2 separate regions of the Homo sapiens genome follow, and region 1 is linked to region 2. A link is a contact called in ENCODE Hi-C data. All regions are on one chromosome and are shown on one strand. Each heading gives the region's core, a stretch centred on a gene start or an enhancer-like site at or near the end of the contact. The rest is flanking DNA. Distances are from core to core; before and after follow the strand shown. Region 1 overlaps CRYBG1 (crystallin beta-gamma domain containing 1). Region 2 holds the start of PNISR (PNN interacting serine and arginine rich protein).

Evidence for each region. A loop is a pair of places that touch in the nucleus more often than their neighbours do. Pooled maps may share reads with other maps.
Region 1: a map of naive thymus-derived CD4-positive, alpha-beta T cell shows a loop between it and region 2 (8-fold over the local background). The contact joins the enhancer-like site here to the promoter of PNISR in region 2. A Hi-C loop is called at or near these places in 2 of 168 maps with a recorded cell type or tissue (both naive thymus-derived CD4-positive, alpha-beta T cell), 2 of 37 single-sample maps with no recorded cell type and 8 of 50 pooled maps.

Annotation. Positions count from the first base shown.
Region 1 is chr6:106,518,526-106,521,775 of GRCh38, reverse strand. CRYBG1 (crystallin beta-gamma domain containing 1) reads right to left here. Exons shown (of 22, transcript NM_001371242.2): 4 at 323-2,645. Among named protein-coding and RNA genes, the nearest start is that of RTN4IP1, 110 kb to the left of the region's middle. RefSeq lists enhancers at 810-859, 1,600-2,089, 1,312-2,511. Within about 2 kb of position 2,000, at least 24 of the 41 ENCODE cell types and tissues checked have a DNase peak (open chromatin) inside an H3K27ac peak, as active enhancers do.
Region 2 is chr6:99,423,426-99,426,868 of GRCh38, reverse strand. PNISR (PNN interacting serine and arginine rich protein) reads left to right here and starts at 1,561. Exons shown (of 12, transcript NM_032870.4): 1 at 1,561-1,654. It overlaps PNISR-AS1 (PNISR antisense RNA 1), which reads right to left and starts at 1,998. Exons shown (of 3, transcript NR_125843.1): 1 at 1,755-1,998; 2 at 1,482-1,645. RefSeq lists enhancers at 760-809, 702-996, 880-1,099, 699-1,219, 1,220-1,739 and 3 more and a silencer at 1,903-2,083.

The DNA of each region.
Region 1 (3,250 bases), core at 751-3,250, 7.1 Mb before region 2:
CTGCACTCCAGCCTGGGCGACAGAGCGAGACTCTGTCTCAAAAAAAAAAAAAAAAAAAAAAAAAGATCATGTGCCTTAGAGCATTTGTAGCTTTATCTCCCTGCAAGACTACAGATGCCTTCAGTGAAGACTCTTAGTACATTTTTTTCTTGCACTCTAACGGTCCCTTGTACATTGCAGGTTTTCAAATATGTGATGAATGAATAAAAACTATAGCACATAAGCTTAACCATTTCTAAAAGAATAACATGAGTTGCTCATCATCCTTCTCTTCCCTTGCTTTAAAAATACCCCAAATAAATAATAACACATTGCTACTTACCATTGTGTCTGATAATGACATTCCAGAAAAAGAAATGCTTGGGTCATACCGGCTTGATTTGAAAAGACCCATGAAGTCGGTGTCACTGTTTGCACAGTTTGGCAAGTTTGATTTAATAACACTTTCAATATGATTAGCCTTTTCCATATCATCATTCTTCAGTTTTGACAATTCAGAAAATTTAGTTTCTGGCAAGTGTAGGTTGCTTCGTGAATCCAGATCTTCTTTGGTTTTCTCTTTTTGCGGGTATTTTTCCATGTGGCTTGGACTTTTCAAACTGGAGTGTGATGTACTTGACGAGTTGAAATTGAAGACCTTTAAGGAGTTGTCGGGCAGAAGATTTGACTGTTCTTTGTTCAAACCACAGGGCGGGGCACCCTCAGTCGTGGGCTGTGACACTGAAGACTGAGATAGGGAACCGTTCTGAGAAGTACTGAAAGCCGTGGTCATAGTGTTGACTGATGTCACAGAAGGAGAAAAGATTTTGTCTTGTGGTAAAGAAGATAACAAGCTTGAGAAAAGTGCACTTTTTTCTAGTCTCGATCTCTTAATGCCACCATTTGTGACGTCCCTGTTCTCTTTGTCATTGATTTCCGGCATCACCAGAGGCTCACTGTTCCCATTAGTGTTGGTGTGCAGGGACTTGAAGAGGACGCTCTGTTCAGCAGATGCACGTTTGGGTCTCAGTTTGGATTTTGTGTCAAGGTTCTGCATCAAATGTAAAGCCGGTGACATTTCTGGCTGACTTTCCTTCTTCTTCCCCAAACCAAAGGTAAACACTTTGGGATCAAACACCTTTTCTAAATGGTCTTCGTGAATAGGAGGCATGGCAAAGTGAGGAGCAGGAGAGTTTGGCATCCTGGCCTTCTTTCTTTTCATGGGCATACAAACTGCGCTATCCATCTGTTTTATAATTTCAGTGAATTTTTCCATATCAGAAGAAGAATCAAATACACTATCATCACTACCAGCAGAAATGTTCAAAAGGCTGGCAGGGCTATCCTGGCCATTTGTAACAGTCTGATCTGGCCTTTGAGGAGTGGCTAAGTGATTTCCGCTGCTGGGAGAGTTGGTGGGACTGGATTCAGCCATCAGGGGTGTTCTGCTGCCCTGACTTTGAGCCTGAATAGGCAGAGTTTTCTCTGATGCTGGCGGTATGACTTGTGGGCCAGATTTTGCCGCGAGCTCTGCTGTGCAATGAGAGTGTTCATTGCCCAGTACTTCCTCTTGTGGGGGAGCACAACTTGCAACGGAAACCACTTCAGGTTCATTACTGTGACAAGTTGGCAACTGCACTTCTCTAACTTCAGAGCTCTCTGGGATGACCTGGGAGCTCACATCCTGGGTGCTCTCCACGGGGAGCACGAAGGACCTGACCTGGACGAGGACTCTGGATGGACACTCACTTCCCACAGCTTCTGGACTACGCTCTGTGGACAAAGGAGGGGTTGTTTCTCCTCCAAGTTCTAAAAGTGGCATTTTCTCATTGTTCTGACGAGACACAGGCAAAACACATCCTTTATGGTTTTCTGACACTTTTAGATCAGTGCATGGGAAACTGCTTATGGGTGATTGAACACATGTGTCTTTGGGAACATCCCCAGGAGCGGGTGCAGACAGTGAAAGAGAAGGCCCAGGAGATGACTCAGCAGGGGACTGTGAGTCAGAAAATGTATGCTGTGGCTTTGGCATGGCCGTTGGAGGTAAATCTTTGGTATCCACAGTGGTGGGGATGTCTTGTGCTGTATCGGTTACATTTTCAAGTACAAGGCTTTTGCTGTCTGCAGCCTCTGAGTCCTCCTTCTCTAAGAGCTTATGATCCTTGACAGGAATCAGAGCAGAAGCCACTGGTTCTGAAAGGCAGCCAGCATCTGTTTGTACATCTGCTTTATCATCTTGGTTAGGCTGAGGACCAAGAGCTTGATTCTCAGAAGAGTCTCCATTCATTCCTCTGGTTGCTGGCAGAATCTCTTCTTCCGAGACGGTAACTTTGGTTTCTATAGCAGTTTCCTTAACCAGCACACCATTCTGGGGACTGTTTGGCATTACTTTCTTTTCAGGTTGCTCCATTTCTTTGGCTTTTTTGGCTAAATTCAGCTTTGCCCTCCCAACAAACGTTTTACTAGAGGCAGGAGTATTCCTTTGGCCTCGAATGTCAGTGTGTCTTGGGCTACTGTTTGTCCGTTTGTTTTCAAATAAGGAGATTTTGGTGGCAGTGTTGCCTTTGTGAACTGGCTGGCTAAATGGATTGTGCTCATTTCCCAAACTGTCAAGATTCTTAGGGGTTTTAAGATTTAGTTCCACATGTTTGGGCTTGGCAGGGCTGTGAGGAAAAAGCAGGAAGATAAAGTTATTGACCTAGTTTTAAAAAGTGAACACACAAACCAATTAATTATAAAACTATGAAAAGCCAACATCTCCCTGATATATAACATTTGGAGTGTGGTGTGTGTGTGTGTGTATGTGTGTGTGTGTGTGCGCACACATGTGTTTTTAAGACAAGGTCTTGCTCTGTCGCCAAGACTGGAGTACAGCAGTGTGATCATAGATTGCTGCAGCCTCGAACTCCTGGGCTCAGGCAATCCTCCTGCTTCAGCCTCCCAGGTAGCTGGGACTACAGGCACATATCACACACCCAACTAATTTTTTTATTTTTATTTTTTTGTAGAATGGGGTCTATGTCACCCAGGCTGGTCTCAAACTCCTGGCTTCAAGCAATCCTCCCATCTTGGCCTCCCCAAGTGCTGGGATTACAGGCATGAGCCACCATTCTCTGCCACATTTGTTTTTTAATGAAACTATTTTTAAATAGTCCTAAGTACACTACCAACTATTTTTAATGGGTGTTTTGCTTGCATATGAGGGATCGGAAGATTATATAGCCAAGAAACTCTAGGGATGAGGGATGAACTAATTTATTGAGTACGT
Region 2 (3,443 bases), core at 312-2,811:
ATGTTGGCCAGGCTGGTCTTGAACTCCTGACCTCAAGTGATCTGCCCGCCTCGGCCTCCCAAAGTGCTGGGATTACAGGCGGGAGCCACCAAGCCCGGCCCATACAGTGATTTTTTAAAATCAGACTGTCCAGTAGTCTTATTTGTGCTAAGTGGAAATTAGGGAAAGGGTCAGAGAAATAGGGATTTCCTTTTGCCTTCAGTAGTATCCTCATGAACCTGCGTCATGGTGTTGTTAGGTGTAATTAATGAAGGTTTCTCACAAGATAAAATGTTATTTTGAGGACCACGTCCGTGGATTGGAGGAAAGGCAGATGGTTAGCTAGTGACGACTTTATTATAATGCTAATTCAGGAGTATCTGGGTCTCTAGTGCTGAGGAAAACTGAATTTTCATGCAAAGGGCATCTATATTTTCACATCTGTATCTTTATCCATCTAGCTGTGCTCTTACTATTTTGTTTCTACGGTAATTTGCTATTTCTTTTGCACGACAATTGCCCAATGAAATAATTCAGATACTTCGTGCACTTTGTCACGCAGAAGTTTTCATGTTACTCTCTGGAAAGGCACTTCCCAAGATGTAGCTAATAAACACTGTATCTTTGGAACATTTTTGTTTTCCTTTTAACTTGTAGCTCCTAGCCTGGAAATTGATACTTTTGACACTTGAACGTTGTTCATATAAAAACACTGTGAAATCAACATACTGTCTTTGAGGAATGGCATTGCATGCGTCCTTTTGAGAAGCCATCTTGTAGTTGAAGGAAAGCAGCAGGACGGAAACCAGACTTCCCCCCCACGGTTCCCTAAAAGTCACGGATAAAGAATGAAAAACCGGGACTAGTTAAGCCAAGGAGAGAAGAGCAAGTGTTCCCGGAAGGGGGCGCGATGTGTTGAGGTTAACAAAGAGAAAGACAGCTGCGGGGTCAGCTAAGGTCTCCGCTTTCGCTACCGACCCAGACTGCTCACCTTCACAAACTCACGTTTTCCTCAAGCGGCACCCTCGGCAGCGCTCAAGTGAGAGTATTCCATCCTTGGAATACTCCGAGAAGGTTCGAGCCAGAAGTTGGATTGCCTGAAATGCCGCTTCCAGCGCACTAAGTAACTTGAACTGCGCTAAGCAACTGGCCAGAATTGGTTTGGTTTGGTTTGACCCTGGGGTTCCTCCGTAGTCTGTAAGTGGAGTTGCGAACTCAACCCCTTCTCCAAGGCGGGAGTGTTTCTAGGAGGGAACATACTTCCCCTTAAAGGAAGATCACGTTGCTAAAGTAAAAAATTTGAAGGCGCCCTATGTGTAGAACACTTACGTTCTTGGCTTTCTGGCCACTATAAAGATGGGTCGGGAATGGCGCCAGCTACGTTAAAAAGTAACGTGCAGGAATGGTTCAGTTGCCCGGTGTTGACCAGAGTAGAGATGGTTTTGCCCACAAAAAAAATGGCGCCGAAACATGTCAATCCGCACAATCACGTGTTCACAAACCTGGATGAGAGATGGTATGGCTTCAGATGACAAACGGATGTTATTATTCTTTACTTCCGGGTGAGACAAATCGGGCGCCATCTTGTCTTGTTCCCGAAGAAGTAGAAGCATCGAAAGCGTTGGAGAGGTGTTACCGGAACGGCGGCGACAAGGGTGTTCCCGAACTAGAGTGGGTAAGTGATGGAGAACAATTATACGTGGGCACTTGCCGGACCATTACAACGTTCTTGGTTTCTGTGGCGAAGGTAGCATAACTTAAAATAGGCTGCGTACGCTGCTTGGCGCGACCGCTGGAACCTCATTCCTTTAAAGCGCTGCGGTCCGCCAGACTTGGTAAATCAGAGCGCTGCTTTCGCTGAAAAGGAAATGTCCTTGTTAAAGAGAGTGCTCACGGTCCCATCTTCTCACAGAGTTTCCTCTCGGACGAGAAGGGACTAATTGTTGGGTTCCTGACCGGCCGTTAAACACTGCGCGTGCGCAGTGGGAACCCCCTTGTGGGAAGGGGGTTCATGGGGGCGGAGGAGGCGGGGGCTCGCGACCTGGAGCTTATACCCTTTGAGGCTCTGACTACGCAGGCGCAGTTCCTTAGTTTGTGTTTTTCGTGTGTTCTTACCCAATGATGGATATTATGTGTTAAGCTTCGCTAAAGGTAGTATCCAATATTTCAGTTTTTTACCCTGTGGTGGATAGTATCGTCATCTGAACAAATTGAGCATTAGACAAATTTGTTTGTGGGTTGTTAAATTAACATTCTAGCTTAAGATTTTAATTCAACATTAATCTTTTACATCTTTTTACTTCCCCCTGCCCCCAAGTAAAACAAAATAAACTTAGAATTCCTCATTTGAGTGCAGCAGGGCGAAAACAACAGCAACCAGACTACTAAAGATTTTACTTGTGGAATTTTTTTGTAAAGTGGCAAAGGGCTTATAGAGAAAACAGTTCTTTAAAGATGTTCTTGAGAGTTTTTTTTTTTAACTTACTAATAGACTTTATGTTTTAGAACAGTTTTTGTTTACGTTGAGCACATACGACGTCCCCACTACACACACAGTTTATCTTCTTATTAATAGATGTTAGTATGGTACATTTGTTGCAACTAATGAACCAATAATGATAAATTATTAACTAAGGTCCATAGTTTATTCCTACTTCCTCACATTTTACCTAAAGTCCTTTTTCTGTTCCAGGATGCCAGCTAGGATATCACATTACATTTAGTTGTTGTATATTCTTAGGCTGTATATTCTTGGCTGTGACAGTTTCTCAGGCTTAACTAGTTTTTGATGACTGTTAAGGGCTGACTTGTGCCCCTCTAAAATTCGTATCTTGAAGTCCTAACCTCAGTACCCCAGAACGTGACTGTATTTGGAGAGAGGGTCTTTAAAGAAGATGAGGTCACTAGGGTGGACCTTAGCCCAATATATTAATAACTGCTGTCCTTATAAGAAGAGAGTAGGATACAGAGGGATGATCATGTGAAGACATAGGGAGAAGACAACCATCCACAAGCCAAGGAGAGAGGCCTTAGAATGAAATCAACCCCATAGAGCTTACACTATACGCCTCCAGAACAGTGAGGAAATAAATTTCTGTTGCTTAAGCCACCCAGTCTTTGGTACTTTGTTATGGCAAGCATACCAAACTAATACAGTGACCTTGACATTTTTTGAGGAGTATGGTCAGGTATATTGTAGGGTGCCCTGCTATTGGAATTTGCCAGACGATTTTCTCATGATTAAAATGGCCTTACGGACTATATCAGGGGAAGATCACAGAGGTAAGATGCCCTTTTCAACACATGCTATCAAGGATACATACTATCAAGGTGACTTATCACATTATTACTGACCTTGATCATCCTTCTGGAGTAGCGTTTGTTAGATTTATCCACTGTAAAGTTACTTCCCCCACCCCTTTTTATACTGTTCTCTTTGGAAGGAAGTCACTTTGCAGAGCCCA